2 separate regions of the Homo sapiens genome follow, and region 2 is linked to region 1. Evidence: chromatin contacts called from ENCODE Hi-C or POLR2A ChIA-PET data. All regions are on one chromosome and are shown on one strand. Each heading gives the region's core, a stretch centred on a gene start or an enhancer-like site at or near the end of the contact. The rest is flanking DNA. Distances are from core to core; before and after follow the strand shown. Region 1 has its middle 100 kb from the start of TIAM1. Region 2 has its middle 49 kb from the start of TIAM1-AS1.

Region 1 (6,317 bases), core at 3,544-6,043:
CACCTGGCCTGGGAAGTTGAGGCTGCAGTGAGCCATGATGGTACCATGGCACTCCAGCCTGGGTGACAGAGTGACCCTGTCTCAGAAAAAAAAACCAAAACAAGCCAATCCTAGCAGGTGGGCACTGTTATATTTGCTGTTGCAAATGGGGAAACTGAGGTTGGGAGAGGTCAAGTACCTAGGCCACAGGGACTTTCAGAAGTAGATGCCAGGGATCTCCACTTGGCAGAGCTGGACTTTCTGACCCGAAACCCATGCCTATAATTTGAGGATTTGCCATCCTGTCTTGTAGAGGTTCTGAGAGCTGCCACAGTTCTGATTGTGGAGTCTTGAGTGACAGGGAAGTTGCAGCCTGAGGTCTGTGGTGGAGCTGGAAAGGAATATTTGCAAGACACCTCCATGCTCAGCACCTTCCTTGGGCTTCTCCAATTTGCACTTCTTGTTTTTTTTTTTTTTTTTAATTGAGATGGAGTCTCTCTCTGTCACCCAGGCTGGAGTGCAGTGGCACAATCTTGGCTCACTGCAATCTCTACTGCCTAGGCTCGAGCAATTCTCGTCCCTCAGCCTCCTGAGTAGCTGGGACTACAGGCACGCATTACCACGCCTAGCTAATTCTTTTGTATTTTAATAGAGATGGGGTTTTGCCATGTTGGCCAGACTGGTCTCGAACTCCTGGCCTCAGGTGATCCGCCCGCCTCCTCCTCTCAAAATACTGGGATTACAGGCATGAGCCACCGCGCCTGGCCTCCAAGTTGCACTTCTAATTTAGATTCTGTCCTCTAATCTTGGTCAATGTAGATGTTTTAGGAGTAACCAGTGTTCCTCATGTGTTTTTCTTGGGGCCTATTACACAATGACTGCTGTGATGGTTAATTTTGTGTGTCAGCTTGACTGGGCCACAAGGTGCCCAGATACGTGGTCAGATATTCTGGTTGTTTCTATGAGGGTGTTTTTGGATGAGATGAACCTTGAAATCAGTAGACTGAGTGAAAGATATTGGCCTCGTCTCTCCTCCTCTCCTTTCAGTTGAAGGCCTGAATGGAACAAAACTCGGGCCCTACCCCTGAGTGAGGGGGAATTTCTCCTGCCTGACTTTCTTTGGAGCTAGGACATCATTTTTTCCCTCCTGCTTTCAGCCTTGGACTGGAACTCCACCATTGCTCTCCTAGTTCTCCAGTTTGCCAACTGCAGATCTTCAGATATGTTAACCTCCATAATCACACGAGCCAATTCCTTATAATAAATCTCTTCATGCAGATATATACATGTGTGTTGTGCATATATGTGCATATGTATAGATTCTGTTTATCATGAGAACCCTGACTAGTACAAGCACTCATCCCTGGTCACTGTCCACCTCCTCATTTCTCAGGCCAGCAGGCATCTGACCAACATTCCTGCAGATGCTTCAGGGAAACACGTGAGCCACAGTCTCTTCACTTCCATTTGCTTTTGCTCCTCTTATCTCCGAACTCACAGTTCAGTTTTTAACACATTCAGATCACTCTCATATTTTTCCTCCTTTATTCTAATTTATTGATCTTCAGAGAATTTCTTTCCTATTTCTCTGCTTTCTCCATTTTTCTTTCCTTTTTTCCTTCTCCTTGCTTTTCTTCCTTTTTTAAATCTTCTTGAGATAGAGTCTTGCTCTGTTGCCCAGGCTGGAGTGCAGTGGCATGAACACAGCTCACTGCAGGCTTGACCTCCTATGCTCAAGCAGTCTTCCCACCTCAGCCTCCTGAGAGCTGGGACTACAGGTGCACACCACTACACCCTGCTAATTAAAAAAAAATTTTTTTCCCAGTTGCTACCAGCTATAGTAAAATAAAGAAAGAAAAATTTTGTAGAGTTGGGGTTTCCCTTTGTTGGTCAGGCTGGTCTGGAACTCCTGGGCTCAAGTGATCCCCCTTCCTCAGCCTCCCAGAGTGCTGGGATTACAGGTGTGAGCCACTGTGTCTGGCCTACTTTTCTATCTTTCTTATTATCCTACCCTATCCTGTCCTACCTTAAGGCCCACAATGGCCGTAATAATTGTGGTTCATAGGGGTAAGAATGATACTGATATCATTTGTCTTAACACAAAATCCCTGATAGTAAACAAAACCAATGGTTTTGCAAACCAGAATTTCCAAGAATGTCTCCAGCTACCCTACTTTCTTCAAAGTAAATCTTTTCTTTAAGATGAATAAAGTATTTCTATGTGAACTTTACTGTTTTGCTTTTACTGCAAGATTTGCAACTTTTCTGTGCTTAGCATTTGTTTTCACTGAAGATGTGCAGCACATCGATAACATTTTGCACGAAAACGCTCTGGTGGGTTGGCTGAGCGTGGCCCGGCTGCTGCTATGGTGCCTGCCACTGTGGCTAGAGGTCTTTCTTGTTCTATTTCCTGTTTGTGGTGAGTGACTGTCTCCCATCGTTATGTCAGGGACATAAGCTTTGTGTTTCTTTTCTGTTTTCTTTGCCTTCTCTGCATCTTTCATATTCATACTTCATCACTCTCCCTGGCCTTCTCTCAGTAGTGTCCATAAACACTGACCTTGCAGTCCACCATGAAAGTGTGGTGTGTAAGTTTTCAGTGTGTAAAGTTTCACTAGAAGTTCAGCATGCTCTTTGAAAGTGATCACCCGTGAATCTTAGCATGAGACAGATGGAATTATGCATGCTGCCTGCTGCCTGTGCCCCTAGAATGGCTGTTTGGGTCATGAGGCATGATGTAGCCAGGACTTACATACCTATCTTAAGTAGAAAGCAACTAGAGCTTGCTTCTATTTTTCAGCTGCAGAAATTTCAGCCAATGGTAGGGTAAGTTAAAAAACAAACACAGTGGCAGGGCGAGGTGGCTCACACCTGTAATCCCAGAACTTTGGGAGGCTGAGGCAGGTGGATCACCTGAGGTCAGGAGTTCAAGACCAGCCTGGCCAACATGGTGAAACCCTGCCTCTACCCCAAGTACAAAAATTAGCCAGGTGTGGTGGCGGGTGCCTGTAATGCCAGCTACTTGGGAGGCTGAGGCAGGAGAATAGTTTGAACCTGGGAGGCCGAGATTGCAGTGAGCTGAGATCGTGCCACTGCACTCCAGCCTGGGCAACAATAGCAAAATTCTGTCTCAAAAATAAAAAAATAAAAAATAAAAATAAAAACAAACATAGTCCTCAAAAAACCAAAAGTAAAACCATGAAACCAACCTTCCCAAAACTCAAACGTTAAAATACAACCAACAAAACCCCAATCTCTCCTTTAGCGTCTCTCCTCCCCTCCTCCCCCTGGCTGTACTCATGTCCCTGAGTCAGAGAGGGCTGTTAAAATGTAATGGGTATAGTCCGATCCAGGAAACAATGGTTGATAGTCTTGAATAAACTCTTGAATTTTACAAGGATTGGGGATCTCCTGGGTCTCCTGATGAAGAGAACAGGTCTTTGGATACTGCCTGCAGTTTGAGTGCCTGAGATTTCTGCAGGGTAGGCAGTGAGAGGTGAGCATTTGGGGTGATAGAATTCCATGTAGTCACCAATGAGCTGTGTCCCTATTAATTGGAATTAATAGACGACATCCAGAATGGCAAGTGGGAATATAACATCTCCTGGATTTACCAGATTATTTTCCACAAAGTTTGGAACTTACATAAAGGAGTCTTTTGGAGTAGCCATTGCCCCTCTTTCAGCAAAACCAGAGGAAATGTCATACAGAAGAACTGTGGTTAAAGAACATTCTGGAAGACACACGTATTAAACAGAGTGAGGCTGGTCTTAGCATTACAGAAGGTTGAAGCCAGCAGGGGCACAGTAATACAATGAGCCTAGATTCTTTATTTAATAGATTTAAAAACAAAACCTGAGGCCTTGGAGTTTCCGTGTGTTGCTCAAAGTCAAGATTCACTCATCATCATAGACTGTTTCTCACATTAGCCTGCGACATTTGATGTTGTATCTCATATGCTAGGAGACATTTCCCACAGAAACATCTACTTGTTACTGGTCATAAAATTGCCTGTATCAAAAGCAGTAGTTGTCTTTGCATTCTGTTCTTTCTTTTCTCTTCTCTTCTGTTCTTTGTTTTCCTTTTTTTTTTAGATGTAATTTCGCTCTTGTTGCCCAGGCTGAAGTGCAATGGCGTGATCTCAGCTCACTGCAACCTCCGCCTCCCAGGTTCAAGCAGTTCTCCTGCCTCAGCTTCCCAAGTACTTGGGATTACAGGCATGTGCGACCATGCATTGCTAATTTTGTATTTTTAGTATAGATGGGGTTTCACCATGTTGGTCAGGCTGGTCTCAAGCTCCCGACCTCAGGTGTTCCGCCCACCTTGGCCTCCCAAAGTGCTGGCATTACAGGCGTGAGCCACCGCGCCTGGCCTGCGTTCTCTTCTTAGAAAAGTTTGCTGACTTTTTAAAAGAATTGTCAAATATTTCATGGCAGACTGCAGTTCTTTGGATATTGGATCATTATTTGCTGAGGTCCTGATAATTAGTCCAGTCTCATTTCCCTCAAGCTGACAAATTTTGCTTCATGCCTTATGGGGAATGTAAGTATGAAATTAATATTGTAGCAATTAGTCATCTATCCCTCATTTTTTTCTAGTAAAGTCCCAGAGCACAAACATGAAATTCATCAGATCCAACCCCTTATGCTTAAAAACCATCGTGGCATTCTAGATATTTCACCCCTCCTTTGAAATAGAATGCAATAAGGAATTTAGCAGAAACTTTTAGTAGAAATTTACTGATTTTATTTTTAAATCAGGAAGCTGTATTTCTCAACAGCTGTTTTCTTGTGTGGTTGCAGGCTGACTCAGCGCCACGCCGTGAACGACAGAAAAGCCAGTGCGAATTCTAAATTTTAGTGCCTCTACTTAAGAGTGCATTAAAGTTGTTTGATAACTGCTGCTGTAATTTCCGTGGGACAGCTTATCTTTAATGCTGTTCATATAAACACAGATCCCGCTGCTGGGAGCTACAGAGGTTAGGATTGATTTTCATGAAATTTTTTACTTAATGAAATCTCATCAATTTCTATCCTCCTGGATATTTTAATTTGAGACCAAGGAGGGTCTAAGGATGAACTGCAGCTTTGCTTTGGCTTTGAGAGGCTGCCTCCCATGAGGTTCAGCTTTTATGAAACATGTTCTAAATGACTTGAATGGAAGCCAGCTCTGTCTGATGTTTTATATTATGTAACCAGTCAGATTTATGTTGCATACAATGAATTTCAAATTCCAGTTTTTAGGGATTTGCAGGAGGGATAGGGATGCTCTGAGCTTATTTGAGAATGAAAACTTGGAAAACCACAATAGTTCAGGGCTCATTGTAGAAACCATGGCTATAAAATATGATTCTTTTTGCCTCTAATAAACATCAGAAATTATATTTCAGAAGCTAAAAGAGATTCACCACTGATGGACCACAGGAGTCTGATATCAGGGGATTTTCTTCCAGTGGTGGGTGGTGGTGGTTGTGGGTCAGGTGAGACTTCTTACATGAGGGCATTTAAACTGGTCCTTGATGGTCAAGGAGGGCTTCAACAGGCAGATTTGCAAGGAAGGCAAGAGAGGCTAAAAAGCAGGAGAATGCATTGAAAGAATATTAACACTTAGCTCTGCATGATAACGTTTAAAAAACCATTAAAATATCAGATCTTTCCTTAAAAGGAAAAGAATTAAACCACTGACATACAGCAGCGTGGTCCATAGACTCTGGGTTATGGACGCATCTCTACTGTAATTGTCTTGTGGGAAGATGTTGCCTCCCCTACTTCCCATGCTTTTATAATATCTGGGGAGCTGGCCCTGATATGTCTGTTCATTATTTCTTGTCTGTTACTAGGGGGTTTAATTATTCCCAATGACCAAAAGCAGCTGGGGAGTCCAACAGCCCTGGCCTTGTCCCATGTTGGGCACTTTTGTAACCCATTCCTTTCCATCCTCTTTTCCCTTTGTTTTTTCAGAGTTAAAGTTGTAAAATGAAACTCCACAGTCCAAGGTTTCTACTTCTCAGGCAGATACGCTTTCTGTGGAAATTGCTCCAAGGCAGTTCAAAGTTGCTTTCAATCCTGGGTAACATGTACATAGGAGCCGCATTGCAATTTGCTATTTAATACACTAGTTCATTGAAACACTGGATCCAACCTGACCAGTCCCTGGGGACTTCTTCAGGTCCTGGCCGTCTCATATTTGCATATGTGACCTGGTGCATGGTCTTTCTCCTTCCTCAGCTTATTTTTCTTTCTAAATCTTAATGAGCTTGTTAAATACAGAATTCCAGAGCCCTACCTTGACAATAATTCCCTCCTTGATGAAACTGTAGTCAGGCTCCTCTGAGCCCT
Region 2 (6,795 bases), core at 2,455-4,954, 66 kb before region 1:
AGAGCTTGTGGGTCACCCTCCTGAATGGCAGGGCTGTTTGTTTAAGAGTTTGCATTTCACAACATGGTAGCATTGAAACTCAAGAGGAAGTTCGCTTAATAGCGAACAGGGGCACCTGAGATAGTGAGAAAATTGATGAAGAAATCAATTAGAGCAGCACAGACTAGTGGACTGGAATCCCAGCTCTTAACTTTGGGCAGGTAGCTTCTCTGGGCCTCAGTTTCCCCACCTGTAAAATGGTGTCATATAGTTTACCTATTTCATAGGGTCATTGTGAGGATTAAATGAGTTAATATTTGTGAAGGGTTTAAAATAGTGTCTGGAACATGGTACGTGTATATGTATGGAACATATATATATGGCATGTGTGAAAATGTTTATTAAACAAAATAAATAGCATTGCTTTAGAAGTTAAGAATTATGTTAAAAAAGAGTAAATGTTAAACTTCACTGAATTTTTAGCATAGAGCAGTTAGCCCTCTGGAAGCCTGTTTCCTCATAGTCTTTAGTGTCCAGTCTCATATTGTTTATTTTAGAACATTATAGTTTTCCCTATGGTTAGAAAAGACTGTCTTTGGCTGGGTGCCGTGTGTCGTGCCTGTAATCACAGCACTTTGGGAGGCTGAGGTAGGAGGATCACTTGAGCTCAGGAGTCTGAGACCAGTCTGGGCAACATGGTGAAATCCCGTCTCTACCAAAAATACAAAACAAACAAACAAACAAACAAAAAAACACCTAACTAGGCATGGTGGCTTGCAACGGTTGTCCCAGCTACTTGGGAGTCTGAGGCGGGAGGATTGCTTGAGCCTGGGAGGTGGAGGTTGCGGTGAGCCAAGATCACGCCACTGCACTTTAGTCTGGGTGACAGAGTGAGACCCTGTCTCAAAAAAAAAAAAAAAAAAGAAAAGAAAAAAGAAAAAGACAGGACTGTCTTTGACTCTGGAAAAGAAAAGAAGGTCCCGGGAGTTTTCCTCAGAATTTAGTCCCTGGAGTTAAATATTCTGAAAAAATGAAGTAGGAAGGATTTTGCAGAGGGCTGTGTCCGTAGTTTTCAAACTGGGTCACAGGCCATTCATTGATTTATATAGTGCTGTTGTGACAACAGTAAAAATAAAATTGTGGCCAGATGAGATGGCTCATACCTGTAATTCCAGCACTTTGGGAGGCCGAGGCGGGTGGATGACTTGAGCCCAGGAGTTTGAGACCAGCCTGGGCAACACAGGGGAGGCCCCACCTCTACAAAAAGTGAAAAAAAATTAGCTGGGCATGGTGATATGTGCCTGTAGTCCCAGCTACTTGGGAGGCTGAGGTGGGAGGATCGCTTCAACCTAGGAGGTCAAGGCTGCAGTGAGCCAAGATTGTACCACTGTACTCCAGCCTGGGCAACAGAGTGAGACCCTATCTCAAAAAATAAAATAAACAAATAAAATAAATTGCAGTAGGATAAGGAAATTCAGTGCATCCCAGGCAGCTTAGGTAAATGTCTTGTCAACGTTTTTGTGTGTGACATACCCAGGAGTTTGCCACGGGCTGTGGTTTGCCACTTGACCCTAACCTGCCACTCTCCTTCGTGCCCATGGCTGAGATGGTGTCTCTCTTGTCTATTTCTGCCTGTCACTTCCAGCTGATTTTTCAAATAGATTCTCAAATTAAATTTTGTTGTTATAATATTTTTCCCTTGCCCTAGCAACGAGGTGTAAGTTTGGGACATTTTAATCATTTAGGAATGTTTCCTTTGTATTATTACATTTTCCCTTTCTGCAAAGTGCCTTCCTGGAACTTTGGTGAATTTTAAGGTTACACATGATCAGTCCAGGATCGGGGAGGCCCGACCCAGGATTCTTCGGGATTTCACATACAACTGAGAGAAGCATACGTCGGTGACATAACTCTTTGTCAGGACTTATCAAACCCATGCATAGCTTGGACTCGGTGCCAGGCATTGATTGCTGCGTAAGTATTGCCTCATGTGATTTTCCTAGCAGGATGAGCTAGATACTATTATTATCATGCCCTTTTTACAGATGAGGAAAACTGAGGCCCTGGGGGTGTGTCTTGGCCAAGGTCAGATGTCTGGTAAGGGACAGACCAAGGTTCTGAACCCAGGCAGTCTGGCCACAGAGTCCGCACTAAGAATTCCTCTGCTAGGCTGTATTGCAAGTCAATTATTGAATTTTATTAGAAGGAAATAGTGTTGACGGAGGCTTTCTATGTATGGCTAAGCGGCCTCAAGAGGTCTGAACCTTTAGTGCCCAGCCAACTGCTCACCCTGGTTTCCTAGGGCTGAGTGTCCTAGGGTTGCCCTAACAAAGTGCCACCAACAGGGTGACTTAGAACAACACAAGTTTATTCTCTCGTTGTTCTGCAGGGCACAAGCCCAGACTCAGGGTGCCCGCGGCATTGGTTCCTCCTGTGATGCTGTGTAGAATCCTTCTTTGCCTTTTCCTAACTTATGGTGCTTCCCAGCAACCTATGGCATTCTTTGACTTGTCTCTCTTCTGTTGCCACATGGCGTTGTCCTATGTGTCTCTGCTTTCAAATGGTTACCTTCACTGTGTGTATCTTTGTGTCTTTTTTCTTCTTGCAAAGACACCAGTCATAGGAACTCAGGGACCACCCTACTCCAATATGTCCTCATCTTAATGAATTACATCTGCAAGACATGATCATAAAAAGTAAACAGTTTTTTTTGTTTTTTTTTTTTTGAGATGGAGTTTCACTCTTGTAGCCCAGGCTGGAGTGTAGTGGCATGATCTCAACTCACTGCAACCTCCGCCTCCTGGGTTCAAGCAATTCTCCCGTCTCAGCCTCCTGAGTAGCTGGGATTACAGGTGCTTGTCACCACGCCCGGCTAATTTTTTGTATTTTTAGTAGAGACGAGGTTTCATCTTGTTGGCCAGACTGGTCTCAAACTCCTGACCTCAGGCAATCCATCCGCCTTGGCCTCCCAAAGTGCTGGGATTACAGGTGTGAGCCCAACAGTTTTCAAATGAGGTCTGTTATGGGCTGAAATGTGTTCCCCCAAAACTTCCTATGTTGAAACTTCATATGTTGAATCCCGAACCCTCATTACGCCAGAATGTGATTGTATTTGGAGACAGGACTTCTAAAGAGATGATGAAGTGCAAATGAGGTCCTTAGGGTGGGCTCTAATCCATCTGACCGTTGTCCTTATGAGTAGAGGAAATTTGGTCATAGAGGCACCAGGGATGTGCACGCACAGAGGAGAGGCTGTGTGAGGACACAGCGAGAAAGAAGGCAGCCATCTGCCAGCCGAGGAGAGGCCTCAGGAGAAACCACCCTGCTGGCCCTTTGGTCGCGGACTCCAGTCTCCAGAACTGTAAGATAATAAGTTGCTGTTGTTCAAACCACCTAGACTCTGGTATTTTGTTATGGCAAGCCTAGCAAACTGATGCAGTTACATTTACGGGTACCCCGGGTTAGGACTTCAGCATATCTTTTTGGGGGATGCACTTCAGAACCATAGCACCAGGCTTTGCTGTCAGGAGGTCCTTTGATGGCTGTGCCTCATAAAAGATGCTAGTTCTGGTCTGGGGTTGTGATTTTCATGTCTTTTCTGCCTGGGCACTAGTACCTCTGCCTGAGATAGATAAACACACTCTCGTGGTGGGGAGGGGCCCAGCGGTAATTGGCTGACTCATCCCTGAAGTTCTGCGGCTCTCCAGGCACGTGGAATTTACTGGTAGAAAGAACTGTCCTTCCAGGTAGGGGGCGCCCCTGAGAGAGAAACATGCAGCCCCGTCTTTGTTGCAAGGGAAGGGCCTCTGACTTTTATCCCTTTTAGAGATGATCTCTGTCTGACAGTGTAGACAAAGCACAGGGCATTGGAACTGTCTTAACTCCCTGCCTCTCTCTCCTCTCTGTGGGTCCTTGATGCCTGCAGGGGACTGAGAGAGGCGTGCCTCGGGAAGGAGATGAGGCATGAGACATGCTATGAAACGGCTGGTTATTTTTACTTCCTGCCTGGGTGTGGGTGTTTGTGTTGACAGTGGCGGAGGAGGTGCAGTGATGAGTGCTGGAACAGTTGGGTGCCCGAGGAGCGGGTGGGAAGTGGCGCCTGTGCCAGGCAGGTGACTTGGTGCTCACATGGCCCTTGAGTGGGTCCTGGGGGCTTTGCAGGACTCCAGGAGAGCTGGGTTTGCACCTCTGCCGGGGGATGTCTGCTTCCTTTTTCCATGTCATATTCAGGAGGCTTCCCCATGCCATGCCTGATCCATCCAACAGGGTGAGACACTCCCAGCTGTAGTAGTGGTTCCCTAAATGGGTGAGTCTCCCTGGGGTGACCTCCCAGTCTCAGCAGGTAGGGTTTGTCGGGTAGTCCTGAAGAACCGTTGTGCAGGGTGCCCTCCATACCCCATAATCTCCACCACGGAGGCACGCAGATACTCCAAATGTATTCAAACATAGATCTCATGGAAAATCAGTGGCCTGCTCTATGACCCAGCTTTAAGACTCATTCCCTCCAGGGGGTCTCACCTCTTGCTGGCTTCTCTAGACATGGGGGTGGAGGCATTTTTGTTCATGACAAGGCATGGGGGAGGGGCAGGTGAGTTCGTAGCACAGCCCAGTTTGCTAAATGTCCTGCAGCAAGTCATATCTTAATACCAATAGTGTGCGCATAGGTCTCCCATGGGGGTGATCAGGAACTGCCCTGTGGGCTAGCTTGAAAAAGACTCCGTGGGAACCTTAGGACCACTTCAACGCTAGGATCTCGGATATAGTCTAAGGGCACACTCACCCTACAGAGTCAGAAGCTGAGACCCAGGTCCACAGGCCAGGATCGAAAGTTGGTTAGAAATTTCAAGATGAGTCTGGGCGCGGTGGTTTATGCCTGTAATCCTAGCACTTTGGGAAGCAGAGGCGGGCAGATCACCTGAGGTCAGGAGTTTGAGACCAGCCTGGCAACATGGAGAAACCCCATCTCTACTGAAAATACAAAATTAGCTGGGTGTGGTGGTGGCTTATGCCTGTAATCCCAGCTACTTAGGAGGCTGAGGCAGGAGAATCGCTTGAACCCGGGAGGCGGAGGTTGCAGTGAGCCGAGATTGTGCCATTGCACTCCATCCTGGGCAACAAGAGCCAAATTCTGTCTCAAAAAAAAAAAAAAAAAAGAAATTTCAATATGAAAACCTAGTTCTTTATTTCTCTATCTCTCTCCTCCCCACTCCAAGGAAAGGTAGAAAAGAATCCAACCTAGGACTACGTTCCACCCTGTAGGGTTTCCTAGGGCTGTGCTAACAGAGTACCATGGAGGGGAAGCGTCAAGCAATGCAAATGTAGTCTCCCACAGTTCAGGAGGCTCGAAGTCCACGACTGAGGTGTGAGCAGGGCCACGTTCACTCTGAAGGCTCTAAGGAAGAACCTGTCCTTCCCTCTTCCAGCTTCTGGTGGCTTCCTCAGTGTGCAGCTGCGTCCTTCCTGTCCCTGTCTGTGTCTTCCATGTCCTCCTTCCCCATGTCTGTCTGTGTCCAAGTCTCCCTCTTTTTATTAGGACATTGGTCATTAGAATAGGGCCCACCTTAAGCCAGTATGACTTCATCTTAACTTGATTATGTCTACGAAGACCCTATTTCCAGTTGGGTCACAGTCACAGGTTCTGGGAGGTAGGACAGGTAGGACTTCAGCATATCTTTTAAGGCACTCAATTCAACCCACAGCACACACCCACCCCTGGGCTACCACCCTAAAACACCTTCCCATAATATGATTGATGGCAGAGTTACTGCTGCCTGCGTCAGTTTCACTGTTGTCTGTCTGCTCCAGATAGCTGCCTGTGATCTGATTCCTGTCTGTCCCTCCTGCTAGACTGTGAGTCCCAAGAGGACGGGGACCATGACTTTAGGTCATGATTGATCGTATCCCAGGTACATAGCCCAAGGCCTACCATATAATTGGTGCTGAATAAACATTAGTTGAATAAAAAAGAAAACATATTTTGCTATTAGTTGTAGTTATGGAGAAGTGTGATATAATTTTAAAAGGGACCAGACATGGTCCCTTTTACAGGCTCACACCTGTAATCCCAGCACTTTGAGAGGCTGAGGTGGGCAGATCACTTGAGGTCAGGAGTTCAAGACCAGCCTGGCCAACATGGTGAAACCCCATCTCTACTAAGAATACAAAAAAATTAGCGGGGCATGGTGGCAGGTGCCTGTAATCCCAGCTACTCAGGAGGCTGAGGCAAGAGAATTGCTTGAACCCAGGAGGCAGAGGTTTCATGAGCTGAGATCCTTGCACTGCACTCCATCCTGGGCGACAGAGAAAGACTCTGTCTCAAAAAAAAAAAAAAAAAAAAAAAAAAAAAAAAAAAAAAAAAAAATTAAAAAGGTGCATGCACCTCAAAAAATTAAAAATAGAATTACCATATGATCTAGCAATTTCACTTCTGGGTCTCTACCCAAAAGAATTGAAAGCAGACACTTAGAGAGATATTTGCATACCCACGCACATAACAGCATTATTCACAATAGCCAAAAGAGGAAGCAACCCAAGTGTCTGTTGATTGAGTGGGTCAACAAAATGTGTATACGTACAGTGGAATATGATTTAGCCTTAAGAAGGGAGTTTTTTGTTTGTTTGTTTGAGACAGGGTCTCCCTCTGTCGCCCAGGCTGGAGTATAGTGGCACGATCTCGGCTCACTGCAACCTCTGCCTCCCGGTTAAAGTGATTCTCCTGCCTCAACCACCCAGGTAGCTAGGATTACAGGCTTGCGCCACCATGCCTGGCTAAGTTCTGTATTTTTAATAGAGATGGGGTTTCACCATGTTGCCCAG

The links. Hi-C counts contacts between places; a loop is a spot of excess contacts on that map. ChIA-PET counts read pairs that join two places held with the same protein, here RNA polymerase II (POLR2A). Pooled maps may share reads with other maps.
Region 2: a map of naive thymus-derived CD4-positive, alpha-beta T cell shows a loop between it and region 1 (6-fold over the local background). The contact joins two enhancer-like sites. A Hi-C loop is called at or near these places in 3 of 168 maps with a recorded cell type or tissue (Jurkat, naive thymus-derived CD4-positive, alpha-beta T cell and posterior cingulate gyrus), 1 of 37 single-sample maps with no recorded cell type and 11 of 50 pooled maps. POLR2A ChIA-PET finds 5 or more read pairs at or near these places in 1 of 52 experiments (OCI-LY7).

The regions. Positions count from the first base shown.
Region 1 is chr21:31,442,752-31,449,068 of GRCh38, reverse strand. It overlaps a transcript of TIAM1 not described here. Among named protein-coding and RNA genes, the nearest start is that of TIAM1, 100 kb to the right of the region's middle. Within about 2 kb of position 4,793, at least 3 of the 41 ENCODE cell types and tissues checked have a DNase peak (open chromatin) inside an H3K27ac peak, as active enhancers do.
Region 2 is chr21:31,506,725-31,513,519 of GRCh38, reverse strand. It overlaps a transcript of TIAM1 not described here. Among named protein-coding and RNA genes, the nearest start is that of TIAM1-AS1, 49 kb to the left of the region's middle. RefSeq lists a silencer at 3,660-3,719. Within about 2 kb of position 3,704, at least 3 of the 41 ENCODE cell types and tissues checked have a DNase peak (open chromatin) inside an H3K27ac peak, as active enhancers do.